3 separate regions of the Homo sapiens genome follow, and regions 2 and 3 are each linked to region 1. A link is a loop called in an ENCODE intact Hi-C map of the cell type or tissue named here. Cell type or tissue: ascending aorta. All regions are shown on one strand. Links, peaks and the distances in the headings refer to the core of each region. The heading gives the core; the rest is flanking DNA.

The links. Peaks named below come from ENCODE experiments on the same cell type or tissue, not always from the same donor. Only the 100,000 strongest peaks of a DNase experiment are listed, where the experiment ranks them.
Region 2: a loop joins it to region 1, with 2.4 times the contacts of the local background. A loop is called at or near these places in 3 of 110 quality-filtered maps.
Region 3: a loop joins it to region 1, with 2.5 times the contacts of the local background. A loop is called at or near these places in 2 of 110 quality-filtered maps.

Annotation. Positions count from the first base shown.
Region 1 is chr4:2,258,011-2,265,905 of GRCh38, forward strand. It overlaps MXD4 (MAX dimerization protein 4), which reads right to left and starts at 4,099. Exons shown (of 6, transcript NM_006454.3): 1 at 3,907-4,099; 2 at 3,715-3,814; 3 at 1. The coding sequence starts at 3,970. RefSeq lists enhancers at 2,626-3,218, 4,450-5,111, 5,112-5,771 and silencers at 3,319-3,378, 3,389-3,778, 3,869-3,928, 3,979-4,818. In ascending aorta, for the core only: no CTCF peak of the experiment used is centred there; DNase peaks (open chromatin) are centred at 3,461, 3,801, 4,331, 4,901 and 2 weaker places; H3K4me3 peaks cover 2,835 bases; H3K27ac peaks cover 2,333 bases.
Region 2 is chr4:1,867,595-1,875,489 of GRCh38, forward strand. NSD2 (nuclear receptor binding SET domain protein 2) reads left to right here and starts at 3,799. Exons shown (of 22, transcript NM_001042424.3): 1 at 3,799-3,948. It also overlaps the pseudogene RN7SL671P. RefSeq lists an enhancer at 2,728-3,229 and silencers at 2,963-3,222, 3,253-3,482, 3,533-4,232. In ascending aorta, for the core only: no CTCF peak of the experiment used is centred there; DNase peaks (open chromatin) are centred at 2,937, 3,557 and 4,004; H3K4me3 peaks cover 3,298 bases; H3K27ac peaks cover 3,248 bases.
Region 3 is chr4:2,840,208-2,848,102 of GRCh38, forward strand. It overlaps ADD1 (adducin 1), which reads left to right and starts at 3,637. Exons shown (of 16, transcript NM_001354761.2): 1 at 3,637-3,817. It overlaps SH3BP2 (SH3 domain binding protein 2), which reads left to right. Exons shown (of 13, transcript NM_001122681.2): 13 at 1-889. RefSeq lists an enhancer at 2,409-2,920 and silencers at 3,049-3,098, 3,199-3,578, 3,639-3,828, 3,949-4,098. In ascending aorta, for the core only: no CTCF peak of the experiment used is centred there; DNase peaks (open chromatin) are centred at 3,158, 3,594 and 4,110; H3K4me3 peaks cover 2,940 bases; H3K27ac peaks cover 2,378 bases.

The DNA of each region.
Region 1 (7,895 bases), core at 2,528-6,527:
CCTGTTTAGAAAGACAGAAAGACAGAGCTCACTCTTCTGCCTGCCCACCAGGGCACAGAGAGCAGTGCTCTCCTAGGGGGCCAGGACCTGCAGACAGTGGCTGGCTGTGTCTGGGTCCTGGAATGGCCCAGAGCAGTGAGGCCTGGGGCAGGTGAGCAGTTGCCCACCCAGGGTGGGGGGAACCACATGCTAAGGGTGGGCGCTGGTTGTCAGCTTTGGGTACTCCGTGCCGGGGGAGCCGCAGCTCACGCCCTGGAGTTCTCCATGGGTCAGGGACTTGGTTTGGTGAGAAGCAGCAGCAGGGGCCAGCCTTGCTTACAGGGAGGCCCAGAGCTGCAGGCAGGTCCAGGGCGCCCAGGGCCACCAGCCCACCTAGCAAGGCCCGTGGTGAATCTGGCTGACAGGAGGACCTAGGCCCCCTTCCAGAGGGATGGGGGAGGCCCAGGGAGCAGCAACAGGTCCTGGCGCTGACCCCCACCAGCCACCTGCCTTCCCTGCTCCCCAATCCCTGAGGCCAGCTGTGTCCTTGGAGCCAAAGCAGCCTAGCACCCGGGACAAACAGCAGGTGGAGATGGAGCCCAGAGACCAGGCCCTCAGGACACAGGTGGTCCTGTCCTGACACCACCACTCTCTCGGGCTCACACACCTGCGTGACCACAGCCCACCTTACCAATGGGGACCAGGGACACAGCAGCGTCAGCCAGGTCAGCCCATGAGGGGGCTTCTGAGATGTGGATGCTTCCCAGGCCAGTAGGCACAGGGGGACACTGAGGCCAGCCCTCCCACTTCCCTCAGGGGCTGTGCTAGCAGGATGGGCTGCCCTGGAGGCCCGGGCTCAGCTTCTCTGGGGACAGTGGCCCCACCTGCTGCTCACCTGTCTTGCCCATTCAGACGCGGGCACACAATTCCCAGCACCACAGGGTGTGCCACAGCATCTGCCTGGAGGATAACGAGGCAGGGGGACCTCGCTCCCAGCTCCAGGCCACCTTCCGTGTCCAGGCAGGACCCCACAGGCCAGCCAGGGCTCCCGGGCCTCCCAGGATGCCGCTGCACAGGTGGGCAGAGAGCTCAGACTGCCTCGGGGCACCTCCAGACCCAGCCCTGAGGCCTCTCCCTGCCCTCAGGACCTGGCTCCTTCCTGAAGCTTCTTGCTGACCACTGCCTGCTTCAGGAACTTGGGATCTGGCGTCTCCTGTCCCAACCACTCAGGCCAAGGGCCTGCCCCTCCCACCCGCTGCACCAACAGGCCCTGGGCCTCCTTGTGTAGCCTCAGCAGAGCCTCCAGACCCAGGTCTCAGGGTCCGGGAGGGCCTGTTGGTCACATGGGCTGGACAAGGAGCCTCCGAATCACTGCCAGGGCCAGCCAGGGCCGACCAGGGCCAGCAGAGGCCACAGCCATATGCTCCTCACTGGCCTCACAGAGATAGGCCCCTACGCCAGCGTTTCTGCTTCCCCAGAATAGGCAGGCCGCAGGAATGAGCCGTACTCTCTGTCCTCAGCCCAAACTGCAGCCTGGCCACGTGGGTCTGTAGTCAAGAGGGAGGTCGGGGTCAGCAGGTGCCCTTCAACATAAAAGCCTACCTGCCTACCCCTTGAAGGGTGGCACGGGGCTGGACCCCACCCTGGAGGCAGGGGGCCCTCCTCCAGCAGCCAGGGCCCCTCTTGCAGCTCCTCCTGGGCCCAGAGACCCTTGGGGTCCATCGAGGGGGATGTTTGCAACATGGGTCCCAGGAGCACTCTATCCCTCAGGAGAGGTGGGACCTGTCCCCGCTGAGGCCAGGCCAAGTGCGTTCCCAGCATTCCCGTGACCCCAGGAGACAAGCACACTTCCCACAGAATGGACCCCCCTGCAGGCTGGCCCCAGTGCTCTGCCGCCTCCCTCAACCCTGACACTGTCCTCCGGCCCCACTCCCTACCCTTGCCCCAGCCTCACTGTGCCATGTCCCCTCCCTCACCTTGGCAGAGCATGGAAGCCTCACAGGTGGGGACAAGTCAGGGGCTCAGAGATCCTCTGGCCCCCTGCTCCGCCCAGCTACTTGTCTGGGCTGGCTGAGGAAACCTCCAGGGCAGTGCTGCCCACCCGAGGAAGGGGCCAAGCCGCCAGCCCTGGGCTGCCTCAGGCCCCGGGGGAGCGGGGCTCGGCCCAGAGGAGCCAGGGGAGATGCACCAGAGTTGGGGAGCCCTCTGTCTCCCTCACCAGTGCCCCCATGGTCTCTGTCCCAGCAGAATGTGGACAGCTGGGACCCCATCTCAGGAACAGGCGTCATCAGAGATGGGTGAGTGGCAGGCAAGTAACCAAACCTCTCCTTGCCTCAGTTTCCTTGGCCATAGAGATAAAAATCACATCACCTCTCTGAGCCTGGGGTGAAGATGAACTGGCTGCATGTGTGAAACGCTCAGCATAGAGGCAGTGTTCGGGCAGCCTTGGCCAGGACGCTGGTTGTCAGCTTTGGATTCTCCATGCTGGGGGAGCCCCAGCTCACGCCCCAGAGTTCTCCACGGGTCAGGGACTTGGTTTGGAGAGAAGCGGCAGCGGGGGCCGGGCTTGCTCACTGAGGAGGCCTGAGGCAATGGTTCCCTCGTCACACTCCTGTCCTTCCCCAAACTGTCCCCAGTAGGGGACCAGGGGCTGGGACTCAGGGACGGGTCCCAGCCAGGGCAGCTGGAGACTCAACCAATTCCTCGCCTGGCTCAGGATGCCACAGAAATGGGTCCCTACACCAGCCTTTCGGATTCCCTAGAACAGGTGGACCACAGGAATGAGCCATGCCCTGGGGCTCTGAAGCCCCCTACAAACGCAGCTCCCAGCCTGCTCACACAAAAGGGCTGGGCCAAGGTGGGCCCAGACAGGACCAGGTGTGCTATGGTCCTCACAGCAGCCAGGAGGGTGGAAATCCCCGGGGAGCCCCGGCCCAGGGTCCCCACTCCCCACGCGGGGGACCTGTACGCACCCCAGCTTCAGGGCTTCTGCTGCCTGAACACGAGGTCAAGGTATGGAGGGCGCAGCTGGCACCCGTAGTAACGACTTCATGGGGCCCCTGCCCTGCAGCCTGCCCCCTCCTCCCGCCCCCTTAAAAGGCCTCTGTCTTAAAAAAGAGGACCCCCATACTGGTGGCTGGAGTTTCGCTGTGTCAGGAGGCTGGGCAGAAGCGGTGGGCACCCTGGGAGGAGTGAGGGCCCAGGACAGCGCCTCCACTCGCTTCTCTGTCTAGGCTCCTGGGGGCGGGGGAAGGTGGCCGAGCAGCAGAGTTCGGCTGGCAGAGCCAGTCGAAAGGAGGCCGCCCACCCACCCGCGGAGAGAAGGGGTTAGGGCCGGCAGCCCCCGCAGACCCTGGCTGAGCCTGTTTCCCCAGACCCACGGGGCACCGGCCAGCGCCCGCTGACAACTTTTCTACCGCCTGGAAAAGTCCAGAACAACTCGGGGGCGGGGAGCGGGCGCGGGAGCGGACCCCGGCGGCGGGCGCTGTACGCGTGGCACTGTTTACGCGAGCGGCCCGGGAGGCGCGGCCGCGGGAAGATGGCGACGGCGAGGGCGGGGCCGGCCGGGCGGGGCTGCGGCCGCGGCCTGCGCGCCTCCTCCTCCAGGCTGGCCGCCGGGGCGCGCGGCGGCGGCGCTGAGGGCCGCGGGCCGGGAATCGGGGCCCGGAGAGCACGCTCCGGGCGGGGGCGGGGGTTCGGACCGGGCCGGGCGGGGTCGGGAGCGGGGGGCGGTACCTGTTGTTCGGGGCCTTGCGCACCAGGCCGGCCGCCTTTGTTTTCTCCCTGGCGAAGTCGCCGTCGAAGGGCAGCACCGAGGCGTAGCCGTGCTCGGCCTCTGCGGACACACGGCGCGGTCAGCGGCCCCCGCCCGGCACGGCCCCGCCGCCCGCCCACCGCCGCGGGCGCACAATGGGGTGCGAGCGCTACCTCGATCCCTGCGCTCCAGGTACTCGGCCGCCTCCAGCAGGATCAGCAGGGAGTTCAGCTCCATCCTCCCGCCCGCGCCCGTCCGCCCCGGGACGGCGGCGGCCGCTGCCCGGCCCGCTCCGGCCGGCTCCGCTCGCCGCCCACCCCGCGCGCCCGGCCGCCGCACTTCCAGACTCCGCGGACTCCGGCGCTCGGCCGCCACCCTCCGCCTCAGGCCCTCAAATTGACACATAAGGGAGAGCGGCGGCCCGCAGAGCCAATGGGAGGCGGCGTTCGCGCCCCGGGGGCGGGCGCCGGGCCGGGCTGGGGCCAATGGGGACGGGTCGAGCGCCTCGGGCCGGGCCGAGAATGTTGACAGATGCAGAGCTGGGCTGGGATAGGCCGGCCGCGCTAGTAACAATTTAGAAGCCCGAGCTTAGCAACAGCACGTGGTGGCCCGGCCCCCGCGCTAGCTGACTGGCGGCCGCCGTGCATGTTAAGTAGGCGCCGCGCGCCGATTGGCCAGAGCGGCCTATGTAAAACAGGCACTGCGAGCCAATGGCCGGTGGCGGGGCGCGCGGCCAATGAGGGCGCCGCAGCCGGACGCGTTGCCGAGAGGAAGCGCAGCGCGCGGGGACCGCCCGCCGTCCTGGGGGCCCGTTAGGACGCAGGAGCGTCTCCGCTACGAGAGCGAAGCAGGGCGCTCCGGGGCGTGCGCCGGGCCGGGCCGGGCCGCCGGGTCTGAGCGCGACGAAAGCAGTGGCTGCGTGGGGGGACGAGGCCTCGCGCTCTGCCCGGGGGTCTTGCGTGGGGCCGTGAACGACTCCCCTCCCCGCCGGGCGCAGAGTGGCCCCGGGAAGGGCCGGGACCTCGGAGAGGGACGCAGACGCTCTGATCCTAAGAGCCAGGCGTCTCTGAGGGTGTCAGTGGGGAAACAGGCCCAGAGCGGGCGGGCTCCTCAGATCGCCCAGTGGACGCCGGAGCTGAGGGAGGGCCCAGGTCTGGGGAAGGGACACAGACGTGCGGCCAGAGTCGAGAGGCTCCCCGGAGTGGGGGGCTGCATGCTCTGTGTCTGGCCTGAGGGGCAGGGACGTTCCTAGAGGCAGGCGCTGGCCACCTCTGGCCGAGGACGCCCTAAGTGGGGACGGGAGTGAACCCTTCATCAAATCCCAGCTGGCGGGTCTCCCTAGTGACCCCTGACCCTAAGGCTGGCCCAGACTGGCCTCGGCACCCCCCACCCTCTCGCAGATTTTTTTTTTTTTTTTTTTTGAGACGGCTCTGTTGCCCAGGCTGGAATGCAGTGGCGTGATGTCAGTTCACTGCAACCTCCGCCTCCCGGGTTCAAGCGATTCCCCTGCCTCAGCCTCCCAAGTAGCTGGGACTACAGGCGCGTGCCACCACGCCCAGCTAATTTTTGTATTTTTAGTAGAGATGGGGTTTCACCATGGATGGTCTGGATCTCCTGACCTCGTGATCCGCCCGCCTCGGCCTCCCAAAGTTCTGGGATTACAGGTGTGAGCCACCTCGCCCGACCCATCTCACTGATTTGATTTTTGAGGTTGGTGGCCTGGATGTGCCAAGGGCCAGGCCCCGCAGGCTGGAGAGTGTGGAGGCATAAGGTGGCTGGACCCCTCCAGAAGTACTCAGTGGGACACAGGGGCTGCTGCTGGCAATGAAACTGAACAAAAAATGCAAAACCTCAGCACCAGGACTCCTGTGAAAGCTTCGTGTGCATCTCCCTGTGTTTTGCATGCCCGGCTTGCAGATCAGGACATGGGACTAGACGCTCAGGGATTTGCTGGGGTCTCCCAGAAATCTCAGCAGAATGGAGATTAGTGCTGCCACACACGGCTCAGGGCTATAGGAATGCAGAGGCCAGAGCCTCCTGGCCTGGCTGGTCCTGCTGGGTGTAAGCCTGTGGTGTGGGCTTCAGAATAATGTGTGTTCCCACAGAGCCCTGCAGGACCCAGTGGGGAACTCGGACACTGCTATGAGACAGCCCTGCATGGACATTGAGACAACCCCCTTGATGTTAGCAGGGGCCCTTCCTGTTCCCGCCCCACAGTGACGCCAGGGCCCAAGGCAGAGCCCCTCACAAGAACTCAGCACTGAGGCCCTCCAGGTTTGTCTGCATGGCTGCTCAGAGCTGTGCATGGTAAAGAAAGGTGCCCAAGTCTGGGGAGGAGCAGGGTGTGTTTGGGCTCTGGGGACCCAGCTCTCCACTTGGGGATGAGCATTTTGCAAAGTTGCCCCATCCCTGCTTTGGCCACTGGGTGAGTTGCTGCCGACAGCTAAAGCGGACACCTGGCCTAGTACAAGTGCACCTGCTGGGCATAGTGCACGCCCCCTTCCTGCCATGGGCCAAGAGATTTGTTCTGTGTGGCAGTGGGCAGCACAGGTGCGCAGGTGTGTCTATGGGGAGGCACCTGCATGCTACCCCAGTCTAAGAGATTTTTAGCCTCAATTTAGGCCATTTAAGGACTCACCCTCACCTCCCCACCACACTGAGGACCAAGCACTTCCCTGGTGTCCCTGGGCTCAAACCTTGCCTGGTAGTGTGGGCACCACTGCCTGGGGGAGCAGGAAGGAGTTGGGGTTGGGAGGAGAAGCTGCAGGAGGCGATGGATGACTGAGGGCTGAGCTGCAGCTAGGGAGGGAGGTACTGGAGGCATCGGCCAGCAATGGCAGGAGGAGAGGGAAGGGGAGGGAGCAGCCAGGAGAGGCCTGGAGGTGATGTTGGCCTGGCCCAGATGGCTGCAGGTGGGCCTGGAGCCCTGCCAGGAGAGGTCTGGAGCCCCTGGGGGATAGGGGCACTGGTCCCACCTGCAGTTGGCAGGGTCTCTACACCCACGGGTCTCAACTTGTCCTTCCCAAGATGGGCAGAGGCATCTTGGGTCAGTGCCGGCAGGCACCAGTGCCCATGGAGTCTCAGGGGTGGTTGAGGAGTGGGGAGGACGTGGCTCAGGTCAGCCAGTTGGACCCAAGCCCTGCAGGGCATGGGCCATGTCCCCTTCTGTAGGGCAGGTCCCCCGCAGGGTGTGGCATCTCCAGGGAGCTTTCCATGGGCACAAGCTCCTGCCCAGCCCTGCCCTGCCCTTCCCCAGAGCCAGGACCTGTCCAATGGGCACCAATGAAAGCTAGGAGGGAGGGGGCAGACATCTCCAGCCTCCTTCCCTGGGGAGCCCAGTCCCCCCACCCTACTCTGGGAGGACCTCTCTATGCCACTCTGGGACCCCCAGGGTGCATCTCATTCCTGCCCCATCCTCTGAGCCCCACCCAGCCTTACATTCTCCTTGGGTTGTTCGCCCTCTGTCTCCTTTCCCTCACGACGGCCCTCCCCAGCCCACCCCAGGCAGGGGCTCCCAGGGAAGGGACAGGGCCTGCATGCAGAAGGGCTTCCCCGGTTTTGGGTGGAAGGCCACGGCAGGCTTGTCTTCCGCTGCCTGGATTTCCTGAGTTATCTTGCCCCATCTGCCACAGCCTCAGCTTCCCTGGCTGTGAACGGGGCTGGCAGTGCTGCCTCTTGGGACATATGGAGGACGGAATAGGAATAAAGGATTCCTGGTTTGGCTTGGGAAAGGCTACTGGGCTGACTCCCCACCCGCAGGATCTGTGAGAGTATCTAAGGCCAGCCCCAAAGAGACCTCCAGAAGACAGCTTCCTGGCCTTCCTGCGCCCACTGGGCCCCAACTTCCTTTCACTGGACTCAGGATCCACAAACTCCTCATGGCCACCACACACACATGACTTCTCGGGGTATCTGAGTCTCGGCAGAGCCTCAGGGAGCACCCCTCACACACCCAGGGAGGGAAGGTTGGTGAGGCCCCGGCAGCTGCAGAGCCTCTTTCCCACACTTCCAGGCTGACCAGGCCCTGATCCCCAAACTTGGCCACTGACACCCTGCCCCTCCCACCTTGGGCCTCCTGTCACTGGGTGGGCTGCCAGCAGCCCCCAGGTCCCCTGCACCAGCATTCAGGGCGGGAGGCTGCCCTGCCTCCACTCCGTCAGAA
Region 2 (7,895 bases), core at 1,823-5,822, 390 kb before region 1:
TGCTGGGATTAACAGGGGTGAGCCACTGCGCCCAGCCTAAAGTTTAATTTTTAGAGCAGTTTTAGGTATACAGCAAAATAGAGCAGAAAGTGCACCCAGGTCCCATATAGCCCCTTCTCACCCACACACCCAGCCTCCCCCATCATCCGCATTCCCCACTAGAGTAGTATATTTCTTGTAATCAGTGAACCCACATTGTCACGTCATGATCACTGAAAATCCGGTTTTGGGTTCACTCTTGGTGCTGTACGTTCTTGTATCCACTGTTACAGTGTCACACAGAGTATTTTCACTGTCCTAAATATCATCTGTGCTCTGCCTACTCATCCCTCCCTGCCCTAACCCCTGGCTAATCTTTTTATTGTCTCCATAGTTTTGCCTTTTCCAGAATGTCATGGAGTTGGAATCACACAAGTTTGTAGCCCTTTCAGATTGGCTTCTTAGTCAGTTTTCTGTTGCTTATAGCAGACTACCTGAAACTGGGTGATTCATAAAGAAAATGAATTTATTTACTTATTTTTGAGACAGGGTCTCACTCTGTTGCCCAGGCTGGAGTGCAGTGGCAGTGGCACAGTCATGGCTCACTCAGCCTCAACCTCCCGAGCTCAGGTGATCCTCCCACCCAGCCTCCTGAATAGCTGGGACTACAGGCATGTACCACCACACCCAGCTGATTTTGTAGTTTTTTTTTTTTTTTTTTTTTATAGAGATGGAGTTTTGTCATGTTGCCCAGGGTGGTCTCAAACTCCTGAGCTCAAGGGATCCCCCATCTCAGCTTCCCAAAGTGCTGGGATTACAGGCGTGAGTCACTGTGCCTGGCCGGAATTTATTTCTTACAGTTATGGAGATTGGGAAGTTCAAGGTCCAAGAGGTGTGTCTGATGAGAGCCTTCTTGCTGGTGTGGACTCTCTGAAGCTTCCCAGGCGTCCCATGACAAGGGGGCTGAGCATACTAACTGCTAGCCCAGGTCTCTCTACCTCTTGTTATTTTTATTTTGAGAGATGGGGTCTTGCTGTATTCAAACTCCTGGGCTCAAGCAGTCGTCCCCCCTCAGCCTGCTGAGTAGTTGAGATTACGCCCTGATAATGAGGATCTTCTTTTCACGTGCATCCTTGCCATCTGGGTATCTACTTTGGGGAGGCGTCTGTGGAGGTCTTTTGTCCACTTTACTATAGACAGGGTCACATTCTGTTGCCCAGATTGGAATGCAGTGGTGCAATCACAGCTTGCTGTAGCCTCATGTAACTCTTGGGCTCAGGAGATCCTTCTGTCTCAGCCTCCTGAGTAGCTGAGACTACAGGCATGCACCACCATGCCCAGCTGTTTTTTTATTTTTTTGTAGAGATAGGATTTCAATGTTGATCAGGCTGGTTTCAAACTCCTAGCCTTAAGGGATCCTCCTGCCTTGGCCTCCCAAAATGCTGGGATTACAGGTGTAAGCCACTGCCTTTTTGTCCACTTTTTAAGACGAGGTCTTGCTATGTTGTCCTGGCTGAAGCGCAGTGGCTATTCACAGGTGCAGTCCCACTACTGATCAGCATGGGAGTTTTGACCTGCTCTGTTTCTGACCTGGGCTGGCTCCCCCCTCCTCAGGCAACCTGGTGGTTCCCAGCTCCTGGGAAGTCACCATACTGATGGCAAACTTAGTGCAGACACCTGACTGGCATAGCCCAGAACTAAATGATCCACCTGCCTCGGATTTCCAAATAACTAGAACTACAGGTGTGAGCCACTGTGCCTGGCTTATTCACTTTTTGTTATTTTTTATTTTTTGAGACAGTCTTGCTCTGTCACCCAGGCTAGAGTGCAGTGGCATGATCTCGGCTCACTGCAACCTCCACTTCCCGGGTTCAAGTGATTCTCCTGCCTCAGCCTCCTGAATAGTTGCGATTACAGATGCCCGTCACTATGCCTGGCTAATTTTTGTATTTTTTTTTAGTAGAGACGGGGTTTCACCATGTTAGCCAGGCTGGTCTCGAACTCCTGACCTCAGGCGATCCACCTGTCTCGGCCTTCCAAAGTGCTTGTATTAAAGGTGTGAGCCACCATGCCTGGCACTGGCCGTAATTTTAAAAATTCATTTATTTGTTTGGTGATAGAGACGAGGTCTTGCTATGTTGCCCAGTCTGGTCTCCAACTCCTGGGCTCAAGCAATCCTTTCACTTTGGCCTCCCACAGTGCTGGCTCACACTTCTCACAGGTGTGAGCCACTGGCCTTGGCTCCATTTTGAATTAATTTTTGTTAAGGGTGTAAAGTCTGTGTCTAGCCTGATTTTTTTTTGCATGTGGACATCCAGTTGTTCCAGCACCATTTGTCGAAAAGACTGTCTTTTCTCCATTCCATTTCCTAGAGTCAAGCTCAGCTGACTCCATTATGTGGTCTATATCCGGGTTCTCTATTCTGTTCATGGATCTATTTGTGTATTTTTCCACCAGTACCACAATGTCTCAATTACTGTAGCCTTATAGTAAGTCTTGCAGCAACCCTTGTTTTTTTGGGGGGGCCACAACTCAACCCATACAGGGGCCCAGCACCTGTGAAGGGACAGCAGCGGAGGCGGCGCGGGAGAGGAAGAGGAGGTGAACTGTGGCCACTCCTTGGTGGCTGGAGGTGGGTCCGGGGAGGCAGGACCTGGGCTGAGGTGTCGTTCTATAGCCCGGGTAGCGCACTTTCACAAAGCTCTCCTTGACCAAACTCTCGCCAGGCTCCCCTGGGCCCGCTTCTCAGCGAGGGCTCAAGCTGGGCCTGTAAAGCTCGAGCAGACACTAAGGCTCAAGGCCGAAGGTGTTCCCGGCTCCCTGAACCTGCGTGACAGAAAACCCAAGGCCGCCGGCTCCGGCAGCACCTGGAGGCAGGAGCCGAACTTCCATGGGCGGCGGGCAGCAAATCACACCGGCTTCAACCGCCCGGCCCGCCCACTTTTTGCAGCGTCTGACTTCCCCGCTCGCCCGCGCCGCTTCCTCCTCCTCCCTGTGCCGCACGCAGTCGCCCGCGCCACCCCCTGAAGCCCGGCTCTACCGCAGCGGCGCTGGGGTAGCGCCCCTGGACCAGGCGTCCTCCCCTCGCGAGCGGTCCTCCCGCAGCCGCGCCCAGCTCCGGGTCGGACCCTCGCCCGGGGGACTCGTTCACGCCCTGCGGCCGTTAGGCGGGAAGAGCACGACGCCCTGCCCTGCCCCGTCGTGGCGTCTGACCCTCTCCGCCACGTCTGTTCTGAGGCTCCGGGCCCGCCACGGCGGGGCCTCTGCGGCGGTTTCCCCACCCGTCCCCGCACTGCCGCTCCGCGAGGCGGACGCCGCTAGCAGCCTCCCGCGGGCCCCAGGCCCCGCGCCCCTCTCACGGGACAGGAGCTTGGGGACCCGCGCGGGCGGGCCGCGCGCCCAACGCCAGCCTCCGCGGCCGCGCGCCCACGGCTCGGGGGCGCCGGCTCCGGACGGTGATTGGGCGCGGATCGTGACGTCACTGAGCGCGGCGCCCGCGGGCGCCGGGTCTGGGCCGGGTGCGCGCCGCCGAGTAGCGGGAGCAGGGCGCGCGCCCGGCGCTACTCTGAGGCGGCTCGCGGGGCCCGCGGCCCGGCCCTCCCGGCGCTGCCAGCCCCGCCCGCCCGCGCGGCCCCCACCCGCCGCGTGCCTGCCCGCCCCGCCCGTGCGCGGCCCCGGCGCGGATTTGAAAAGCCCGGTCCGCGGGCCCCGCGAGCGCGGCAGCCAATCAGCGGCGCGCACTTTTCCCGCGGCTTCTGCGAGGCGGCGGCGGCCCCGGCTGCGGCGGCGGCGGCGGGCGGGAGGCGCGGGGGCGGGGTCGGCGCCGCGCGCGAGAGCCTCGGCCTGGCCGCGCTGCGCCCGCCGCCGCCGCCGCCCCCTCCCCGCCTGGGCCCTACCGCCGCACGGCCCCGGCCCCCTCCCAGCCTGCCGCTCCGGAGAGCCGCCCGCCGAGGATGCGACGCACCGCAGGTCACTGGGGCGCCCGCCCAACAGTCGCGGGCCGCCAACCGCCGGGGCTGGGGCCGGGAGGCCGGGCTGTGGGAGGCCTGAGGGGCGGCGGGGAGGACCGCGGAGGCCTGAGGGGGCGGGAGCGCCGGGAGGAGTGGGGGCACTGAGGAGGCCTGAGGGGCCGGCTCAGGGGCTGGGGGACCGGGAGGCCGGGCGGCCTGAGAGGGTCGTGGGGACCGCGAGGACCGCGGAGGCCTGAGGGCCGGCGGGAGGACCGGGCGGACCGCGGAGGCCGGGACGAGTCCGGGCAGGGGAGGGGCGGCGGCCTGCGGGCGGCGGCGGCTAACGGGGCCGGGCGGGCGGGCGCGGCCATGTTGGGCCCGGCCGGGCCCTGCGGCTGCACCTGTGCCCGGCCCGGCCGAGGCGGCCGCCTTTGTTCCCGCGGCGCCGAGCGGGTCGGGCCGGCCTTTGTGCGGCGCCCCCGGTCCGGGGCGGCCGCGGTGGGAGGGGCAGGTTGGGGTCCCGGGGCCGGCGCCGGGGCCAGGGGTCGGGCCGAGGGTCGCTTTTTGTTTGCAGGCGGTGTCTGGCGTTGACACTCGCGGCGCCCGGGCGTTGGTCAGCGCGGACGCTCCCCCGGGAAGCCGGGCCGCGGTCCGGCCCTTGGCAGGTGGAGGCGGGGGTGAGCCGGGTGTGGGTACCCTGCTGGGGGGCTGCGCGCCCTCGGCGTCCGGGCCTCCGCCTGGGATGTTCCCCTCGCCCCAGGATGCAGATTGATAGTCCTTGAAGCCTCAGTGCATGAGATGGGACCTGGCGACTTAATGGCTGGTTTTGCTCCACTCACAGGAACCGTGGTTTAAAATCTCGGCGTTTAAAAAATGCTGGTCTTAAGTTTCGGTAGAAATAAAATGGATGAGGGTATTGTATAGGACCCATTGCAGCACGAATCTTTCTGTGCCCACGATGGGCTTTGACATTCAAGTGGAAACATAGTATCAAAACTGATGTGGTGACGTTAATCGTTTTTAGGTAGATAACGTGTATTTTGTGTGTGTGTGTGTGTGTGTGTGTGTGAGAGAGAGAGAGAGAGAGAGAGAGAGAGAGAGAGAGAGAGAGAGCGCGCAGACCCTGTGAAGACAAGACTAATTGGATAAAGTTCAGGCCTGGCTCAGGAGCAGCTCTTCAGTGCTACCCACCTGCTTCACAGACTTTCAAGCCTTGATTTTTAAATGAGTTAAACGCCAGCATCACGCATGGGTTATATTCACTCTATTTTGTGTATTTCAAATATCAACGTGGAAAATAACTTAGGAGCCATCCCATTTATGAACTTGGGACTTAAACTTTTTAATTTTCCCAAAATGTTTTAAGTGCCCTAGTTACGTATTTAAATGTGATGAGAACAACAATATTTTAAAGAGCAGAACGCCAACAACATAAAGCAAACAAGTTCTGTGAGCACAGCCTTTCCTTGTGTACTTGATGTGTGCTCTCATTCCCCACAACTGATGGTGGTTCAAATCTAAACTGCCAAATGGAGATGAAGAGGACTCATGCTTTAAGCACGATTACTTTGAGTCATTTCCTTTTCTTTCCTTCCATTTTCTCAGCCACCCAAACCCAGCAACCTTCAGTTTTGGGCTGATGGTTGGTAGAGTGAGGACTTACTGCACAATTTTGAGTTTGTGTAAGCTTTTGTGAAGAGCTCTGATCTCAGTACAAAAATTGTCCTCTCCTGACTGCATTAATACCAGAGTCTGGCCTCTGATTATAACAGTAAAGATTTTATTTTAAGAGTATGAGGTAATTAACTGAGAATTTGAAAGAATGATGGACAATTTATCGTATCTATTCGTATGTAACATATAAACTAATATAACTTTTGGAGCCATGCACAACAAAATTATAAGGTCAGCAGGCTGCAGGTGCGACTTGCTTTGTTTCTATGCAATCAGCTTATCCAGGGCTTTCAAACCAGTACTTGCTGAAGTGTGCGGACCCAAATGAAGCATTAAGCAGAGTCCTAGAATGAGTCAGGAAGATAATCTGAATAGGTAGAAGACAACCCACTCCTCCTAATCCTGTGGGGCTTACATGGGTACAGCCTTCTGCCTATTCAGATTATCTTCTCCTTCTAAAAGTAATCAAATCTTACAAAGTTTACTCACATGGCAGAATGTGAACTTTTTTTGTTTGAAGATTCAGTGTAAAACATGCAAAAGTAGCTGGAATTAGGCTTACTAAGCTACAGGATTCTCTTTACCAAGCAAGAACTTAAAAGAAGTGCTAAGATGGTGCTGAAGTTCATAATCCAAACGTATTTTGTCCTGTGCTATTTATTTATTTTTAGAGACAGGGTCTCTCTATGTGGCCCAGGCTTGAGTGCAGTGGCTATTTCAGAGGAGAGCAATCATGGTGCACTTCAGTCCCAAACTCTTGGGCTCAAGTGATTCTCCCGCCTCAGCCTCCTGAGTAGTGGTTACTACAGGCACACTCAGCCTTCCTGGCTCTGCCCTGTCCTTTTTAGCTGGGCAAGTGGGCAAATAACCTTTCTAAGTAAATAATTAATCAGCAGCAACAGAAGCCATAAGGCTTTTTACTCATATATTCTGATCTACGTGTTTGGTTTTGCCTTTTTGTTTTTGTTTTGTTTTTTGGTGGGCTGCTCATGGCCATAGAATGCATACAACTTTGGATAAGCATTTTAGTCTTCTGAGCCTCAGTCTCTTGTTTTGCTTGATTGTAGTAAGTGTGACCTTGTTCTCCAAATACGTGGTACCATGTCCTGACTCCAGGCCTTTGTGTGGGCTGTTCTTGGGTGTGGACTACCTGCCACCTGTCCTTCCTCTTTGAGCATAATTCATGGCTTTTTAATGGCCACTTGTGACCTTTCTCCCCTGTTGGGTTAACTCTTAGAGGTAGGACTCTGTCATTGCCTTGGGCAGCATTGCCTCTGCTGGTGCATTCTCATGGCATACACTCAGTAAGTGCCGAATAAATGGGTATATGGCTTAGGGTAAACAAACAGCCCATTTTAATGCCGATATCTGGCCTGTTTGCCTCTCTGTTTTGTAAGTAATGGAGCATCTGGGAGAAGAAGCTGAGTCTAGAAAGGAAATGGCTTGGCTAAGGTCACTCTGAAACATTGCAAGTATATAAGTCCAACAAGTAGTAGAACAGATCTGTACTACCACCAAGATGGAGCAAGAAATCTACCTCGTCAATTTCTCTATCCTTGGTGAAGATAAAAAAATATAAAGTACACAGAATACGAAAGAGGAGATGACATGGGGGCTTTAGAGGATTAGGCTTGTATTTGTAAACTGTATGATTTGCTAATTCCTTTTTAATGAATGGTTATTTACAGCGAGTACTTTGGGGGAGAAAAAGACTTGTGTTGGTAACCCAGGGACTCTAGCATTTTATATTTGTCTATTGGTTGCAATATTGCTCTTTTCTTTTGAGATAGGGTCTCACCTGTTACCTGGTGTGGAGTGCAGTGGTTCAATCATAGCTCACTGTAACCTGGCACTCCTGGGCTCAAGCTTTCCTCCCAGCTCATTCTCCTAAGTAGTTAGGACTACAGGCAGATGCCACCATGCTTGGCTAATTTTAAAATTTTTTATGGAGTCAGTCTTGCAGTGTTTGGGCTGGTCTCTGTAACTCCTGGCCTCAAGTGATCCTCCTGCCTTGGCCTCCCAAAGTACTGGGATTACAAGTGTGAACCACTGTGCCCGGCCAAGTTGCAGTATAGCTTTTTACTTTTTTTTTTTTTTTTTTTGGGACAGGGTTTTGCTGTGTTACCCAGGTTAGAGTGGAGTCATATGATCACGGCTCATTGCAGCCTTGATCACCTGGGCTCAATCGATCCTCCTACCTCAGCCTCCTGAGTAGCTGGGACAACAGGCATGTGCCACCATGCCTGGCTAATTTTTGTGTTTTATACAGACAGGATTTCACCATGTTGCCCA
Region 3 (7,895 bases), core at 1,399-5,398, 580 kb after region 1:
GAGTGAGACCCTATCTCAAAAAAAACCAAAAAAAAAAAAAAAAAAAAGAAAACCACTGAAATTATTTCCACTCCAAGGTCATGAAGATAGTCTCTTAGATTATATTCTGAAATCCTTATAAATGTAAATTTCATATTTAGGCCTTTAATTCACCTAGATTTGGTTTTTTGCATATGGTGTGAGGTAAGGATTCACTTTCATTTTTTTCTCTCCATAGGGTTACACACCTGTCCTATCATTGTTTGTAATCTAACTTTCTGCGCCCATCTGCAATGCCACCTCTGTCATATGTCCACATATGACATATGTAGATCTGTTGTTGGATTCTTTCCTCTGTTCCATTAGTCTGTCTGTTCTTGTGCCAATATCAAGCTGTCTTCATTATTATCAATTATGTATTGAGATCTGATAAAGTAAGTCTTTTCCACCTTATTTTTCTTCTTTGAGAGTGTCTTGACTATTCTGGCTCTTTGTATTTTCATGTAAGGTTTTTCTCCCATATAAGTTTTAAAATCAGCTTGTCAATTCCAACAACAATGATGCACTTGATAGTTTGGGAATTTATTATAGCTATCAATCAGTTTTGGGAAAATTGACGTCTTTACAATATTGAGTTTTCTGATTCATGAACATGGTTTACCTCTCTTTCCATTTGGGTCTTCTTTAAGGTTTACCAATAGGATTTTATATTTTTGTCCATTGTGGTCTTGCTTATCTTAAGTTTGATTTGTAAATATTTTATGTTTCTTTTAGTCTATTGTAAATTGTGTATTTTTAATTTCATTTTTTTTTTTGTTAATAGCATATAAAACACACCTTGTCTTTTAACTGGAGCATTTTGTCCATTGTGTATTTAATGTAATTAAATCTACCATCTTATTTTATGCTACATATTGTCTCACTTGTGTTTGTGTTTTCTTCCTCCCTTTTCTCTCCTTTTCCCCTTCTTTGAGATTGAGCAACTTAAAACAAATCATTTCATTTCCCCCCTTCTCCTAGTTAGAAAGTTAAACACTCTCTATTCTTACTGAAGTCTAGAGTTAACTAATAAATACTTTTATCCTCCTCCTGGACAACATAAGGACCTCAGGTGACTTTCATTGGTCTCCCTCATTACTTGATATTATTGTTGTATATATCTAATTCTAACTCAATGTATTTTAAAACTCTCACCTAAGACCGTATTTGTTTTTTTGTTTTTTTTTTTTTGGAGGCAGAGTCTCTGTCACCCAGGCTGGAGTGCAGTGGCGCCATCTTGGCTCATTGCAACCTCCATCTCCTGGGTTCAAGCAATTCTTGTGCCTCAGCCTCCTGAGTAGCTGGAATTACAGGTGCCTGCCACCAGACCCAGCTAATTTCTTGTATTTTTAGTAGAGACAGTGTTCTGCCATGTTGTCCATGTTGATCTCTTAACTCCTGAGCTCAGGCAATCCTCCCGCCTTGGCCTCCCAAATTGCTAGGATTACAGGCAAGAGCCACCACGCCTGGACCTTTTTACTTTTTTGTAGTTGGAAAAGGAAGGAATATTTTAATAGCTTTAAAATTGTTTTATTATGATAAAATTTTCATATTATAAAGTTTATCATTTTAATTATTTTAAAGTGTACAGTTCTGTGGCTTTGCGAATATTCATATTATTGTTCAGTCATCACCACCATCCATCTCCAGAACTTTTTCATCACCCCAAGCTTAAACTCTGTACCCATTAAACACTAAATCCCCATTCCTCCAGCCCTTTGCAACCACCATTCTACCTCCTGTCTCTCTGAATTTGACTACTCTAGACACCTCATACAAGTGGAATCATACATTTATCTTTTTGTGATTGGGTTATTTCACATAGCATGTCTTCAGTGTTCATCCATGTTGTAGCATGCGTCAGAATTTCCTTTCTTTTGGCCAGGCATCGTGGTTTATGGGTTTATGCCTGTAATCCCAGCACTTTGGGAGGCTGAGTTTGGATTTGGGAAGATTGCTTGAGCCTAGGAGTTTGAGACCAGCCCTGGCAACATAGTGAGATCCCGTCTCTACAAAAAATAACAAAAATTAGCCAGGCATGTTGGCACGTGCTGGTAGTCCCAGCTACTTGGGAGGCTGAGGCAGGAGGATCCCTTGAGCCTAGGAGGTCAAGGCTGCAGTGAGCCATGGTTGCAACACTGCACTGCAGCCTGGGCGACAGAGACCCTGACTCCAAAAAAAAAAAAAAAAAAAAAAAAAAGGCACAAAACCCCAATAAATAGAATTTCCTTCTCTGCATAATGCTGCTATGAACATGGTACAAATAGCTGTTTTCATTTCTTTGGGGTATATATCCAGAAGTGGAATTGCTGGATTATGTGGTAATTATGTTTAATTTTTTGAGGAACCACTCTACGGTTTTCCACAGCAGCCACACCATTTTACATTCCCGTCAGCGATGCACAAAGGGTTCCAATTTCTCCGCATCTTTGCCAACACTTATTTTCTTTTTTTCCTCTTCTTCCTCCTTCTCCCCCCTTGAAACTTTTTGTTTTCTTCTCGTTTTTGTAGAGAACAGGGTCTCCTTATGTTGTCCAGTCAAGTCTGCCAACTCCTGGGCTCAGGCTATCCTCCTGTTTCTGCCTCCCTAAGTGCTGGGATTTTAGGCTGAAGCCACTGCGCCCAACTCCCTGCTTCTTCAACTGCCATCCTAATGAATGTTAAGTGGTATCCCACAGTGGTTTTGATTTGCGTTTCCCTAGTGATTAACTATGGGAAGCAGAAGTGAATGAGACAGAATTGTGATCTTGTCAGAAAAATCGTCTTGGAAAAGCCAACGTCCAACAGAAATGGTTAGAACAGGGGTCGCTGGCTTCCATCCAGACAGTATCCCTGACCCTTGTTGGGGCAATGTCACAGAGGCTCCTGCTGAGCAGGGAGGTCTGGATTCCACACTCTTCTGCCACTGCCCAGCTCTGGACCTAAGCTTTCTATGGGTGTCAAGAGGACAAGCAGCCGTGCCCATTTGTCTCGCTGCTTGTTTTTTTGGGTGTCAGATGCGCCAGCAGGAGGGACAGTGTGCGGGAAGGTGCTGGTCTGAGGCTGGTCCTGCCAAAGCCCCGCAGGCTCACTCCCTGGTCGTGCGGAGGTGGCTGGTGCTCGCTGGTCTCCTCAGCACCCGCAGGCCGGGCCCGGGGGCCAGGCAGTTGTCCTCTGTGGAGCCTTATCGGGGCCCACAGGCCCTGCTGCCTTGACCCCACCCGGGCCCCAAAACTCGGCCTGGGGACTGCACAAGGCGGGGCTACGCGGGGCAGGGCCCGTCTGCTGGGGGAGTGCGCTGGGCGGCGGCGGGAGGGCAGGGTCCCTGGGCTCCGACAGCCCCTCCGGCGGAGGTCAATCACAATGAAACCGTGTCCAGCGGACCCGGCAGGGGCTCGCCGCAGTCTACCTGGCCACCGTGAAGCCATGACCTGGCGCCCGAAGCTGCCGGCCGGGGTGTACTCCGCGCGGGACCCTGGGCCTCCGCAGGCCCCGGCGGGGTCGCCCCGAGGCGGGCCTGGCGAGTCCAATCGCCCTGCCCGCAGGGGACCCGCCCCTCATGGGTCCCGCCAATCGCAGGGTACGTTGCTCGGCAGTGCTGCGCGGCTTGGCCTATGGGACGGCGCGTTGTTGGGCTGCAGCGCCGCAGGCCGCACCCAGGTCGGGCGGTGGGGGCGAGCGGAGGGGCTGAGGGGCGGAGAGGCCTGGCGGGCCGCTGCTGCGGGCCAGGGGACGGGGGCGGAGCCGGAGCCGGAGCCGACGGGCGGTGGCCGCACTGGGACCCCGGAATCCCGCGCGCTGCCCACGATTCGCTTCTGAGGTGAGGCTAGCTAGCGGGGGCGGCGGGGGCCCGGTTCGGGCTGAGGCGGCGGCGGGGGCGCGGGGAACTGGGCCGCGGTTGCGGCGGGCGGGGGCCGCGGGGCCTGCGGCGGCCCGGGCAGCCTCGGGGGCGGGGAGGCCGCTGCGGCGCCGAGGGCGTCTTGGAGGGGTCCCCGCGGGGCCTTCGGCCTGGGCCGAGCCGGGGAGCGAGGGCGCCGCAGATCTTTCATCGGGATAGGACCCCGGGGACTAGGCTTTTCCCGGGCCGCTCGTTCCTGGCCGGCTTGTGGGCTGCAGGGGTGGGGGCGGAGGAGGACGACCCTGGCTGGACGCTGGTCAGCATCCTGCTTGTGAGACCGGTTCCGCGGTCCGCAGCGCTGGTGGCTGCAAGGTTTGTGTACGGACGCATCTGTCGGCTCTCGTATTTAAAAACGACGGCTTCTGCCAAAAGAGAAAAGCCATATCTGCCGACGGACGCTCGAGAGATAATCGTGGAACTTTATCAGCGATGGGGCTGTTGGTCACCTTTGCCCTCCCTCTCTTTTCTTTTTTCTTAATCTTTTATTTTCGTTTTTTGGGAGATGTCAGAGGGCCTTTCCCTGTTAGGATGACTTTTATCTTTGCTCTTGTAATGGCTCAAGATAGTTGGGAGGTAATTTGCATTCACTTTATGCATACCCACCTTGAAAAACGTATTTTGGTTCGCCTGAAACTGTTGTTGGTTTGAGCATAATTTATGTTTAGAAAGACAAAAAGCAATTGTCATATCTCCAAAGACCAAAGACATAGCTGATAGCTGTATGCATTACTGGTAAGTTAAAGAAAGATTTTTTGTGTGAAAAATTGACTGAGATCTTAATGGGGATAGGAAATAGAATGCTGATAGGTCGACTGTGTCTATGAGTAGAGGCGCCTAGTGAAAACAAGCTTGGAGTGGATGAGTAGGAGTTCAACAGGCACCAGAGAGAGGAGGGCATTTCAGGCAGAGGGTGTGAATTGTATGAAAGTGAGTTTGTAAACTTTGGAGCCTTGAATGGACAAAGGCCCGCGATGATACCTTTTTTTTTTGAGACGGAGTCTCGCTCTGTCGCCAGGCTGGAGTACAGTGGCGCGATCTCCAGTCACTGCAATCTCCGCCTCCCAGGTTCAAGCAATTCTCCTACCTCAGCCTCCCGAGTAGCTGGGACTACAGGCGCGCGCCACCACGCCCAGCTAATTTTTGTATTTTTAGTAGAGACGGGGTTTCACCATGTTGGCCAGGATGGTCTCAGTCTCTTGACCTCGTGATCCGTCCGCCTAGGCCTCCAAAAGTGCTGGGATTACAGGCGTGAGCCACCGCGCCTGGCCTACGTTAAAATTTTAATATACTCCTTTGATTTTGACAGTGGAGAAAACTAGAATAGTAAAGTTGTCTTTTCAGGAAGTGGATGATTTGGGCAGTCAAAACTGCTTTTCAGAGTTTCGATGTGGTTTACAATGGTATGGACAGCTGGTATGATTTGTTAGTTTTCTACTTGTGGTGTCTTTAGGTTTTAAAGTTTCGGAGAGTCGCTGAGTGATGTGAGTCTAAACTCTAGCCAGTCCCCGAATTGTGAGATAGTTTTCCTTCTAAAATATACTTCGTACAAGCTGGTCATTTTTCCCCTTAATTCTTTTGATGTTATCTGATATACTGAGAAGGTTTTGTTTGGTGTTCAGTTTTGTGTTACTGATTTTGCCATAAAAACTGTTTATTTACATGATTTTTAGTTTTTAGTTCTTATAGTCTTTGAATTGAATAAGAAAAGTAAATACTGAAATGCTTTGAAAGATAACAAAATATTTACTTATTGCTTGAAACTTAGAGTTAGATTGACTGCCCTTCCTTTCTTTCCTTCCATGTTTACCTCTTAACATATACACATATGTAGAGAGAATAGTATAAACCCCTTTTCTCAACCAGTTTCAACAGTCAATCTTGCTTCATCATATCCCCGCAGTCCTAGATATCCTTTAACCGTTAAATAGTTCAATATGTATATCTTAAAGACTTAAACAAAAGGTAAACATGAGTACCACTATCACAGAAAATGAATAATTCCTTAATACTTTCAAATATCCAGCCAGTGTTAAAATTGTCAGAATTCTCATTTTTTTTCTTAACAATTTCAATCGATCCACATGCTATCTATACAGTGTGACTCATTTTAATTGATAGTTTCCCCTCCATATTTAGTTTTCTCTTGTAATTTATTTATGGATGAAACCTGGTAGTTTGTCATGTGGAGTTATGCACAGTCTCAATTTTACTCTGTGGCATAGTTTCACAGAATTTACTGAAAACTGGTGGTTAGATCTAAAGGTATGATCAGATTCAGCTTTACTTTTGTCAAGCAAACTTCTTAGGTAAGTAGGCAGAAATGATTAGTAGTCTTTGTTCGCAGCCCTTGATTGTCAGTGCCTACAGTCATTTCAGCAAGCATTGAATATATTGATATTTGAATTCTATAACTTCTTTTATTAAATAGAATATTTTTATAAAGATAATTTTTCATGCCTCCACTATTTGGTTATCTTGAGGTATCTCTTACAGAAAAGGGAGGATAAATGCTTAATTCTTCTCCATTATTTACTAGGTTTCACATAATGAATTGTTTCGCTAATATCCTTCAAAAGTAGCCAATGAAGCTGGGCATGCTAGGATGGGCCTGTAATCGTAGCTGCTCCTGAGGCTAAGATGGTACGAACCTGTGAGCCTGGGAGGTCGAGGCTACAGTGAGCCATGATCACTTCACTGCACTACTCTGTCTCTTTAAAAAAAAAAAAAAAAAAAAGCCGAGCGTGGTGGCTCACACCTGTAATCCCAGCACTTTGGGAGGCCGAGGCGGGCGGATCATGAGGTCAGGAGATCGAGACCATCCTGGCTAACATGGTGAAATCCCGTCTCTACTAAAAACGCAAAAAATTAGCTGGGCGTGGTGGCGGATGCCTGTAGTCCCAGCTACTCGGGAGGCTGAGGCAGGAGAATGGCGTGAACCCGGGAGGCGGAGCTTGCAGTGAGTGGAGATCGCTCCGTTGCACTGTAGCCTGGGCGACACGGAGCGAGACTCCGTCTCAAAAAAACAAAAACAAAAACAAAAAACAAGCTAGGTGCGGTCGCTCACAATCCCGGCACTTTGGGAGGCTGAGGCAGGTGGATCGCCTGAGGTCAGGAGTTTGAGACCAGCCTGGACAACAGTGAAACCTCATCTCTACTAAAAATACAAAAATTAGCTGGGCATGGTGGTGCATGCCTGTAATCCCCACTACTAGGGAGGCTGAGGCAGGAGAATCGCTTGAACCCAGGAGGCGGAGGTCGCAGTGCCATTGCACTCCATTCTGGGCAACAAAAGCGAAACTCCGTCTCAAAAAAAAAAAGGAAGTAAGACTAGGATTCTACTCAACCTTCTCATTTTTATATACCTGTATCTACTTTTCTTCTAAGCCAAACATTTTGGTTCTACTTGCTCACTGTTTCAACCCACACCGTACACATTTCAGTCTCAGAACAAGATGAACACGTGAACCTCGAAAATTTGAGACAGGTCTCGGTTAACTTAGAAAGTTTATTTTGCTAGTGTTGAGAATGTGTGCCTGTGACACAGCCTCCAGAAGTCCTGATTGACATGTGCCCAAGGTGGTTGGGCACAGCTTGGTTTTATACATTTTAAGGAGACATGAGACATCAATCAATATATGCTAGAAGTACATTGGTTCAGTCCAGAACGGCGGGGACAGCTTGAAGCAGGGAGGGAGCTTCCAGGTCACAAGTAGGTGAGAGACAAATGGTTGCCTTCTTTTGAGTTTCTGATAAGCCTTTCCTAAGGAGGCAACCAGATATGCATCTATCTCAGTGAGCAAAGGGATGACTTTGAATAGAGTGGGAGGCAAGGCTGGGCATGGTGGCTCACGTCTGTAATCCCAGCACTTTGGGAGGCCGAGGCAGGTGGATCACCTGAGATCAGGAGTTCGAGGCCAGCCTGGCCAGCATGATGAAACCCTGTCTCTACTAAAAATACAAAAATTAGTCAGGCTTGGTGGTGGATGCCTGTAATCCCAGG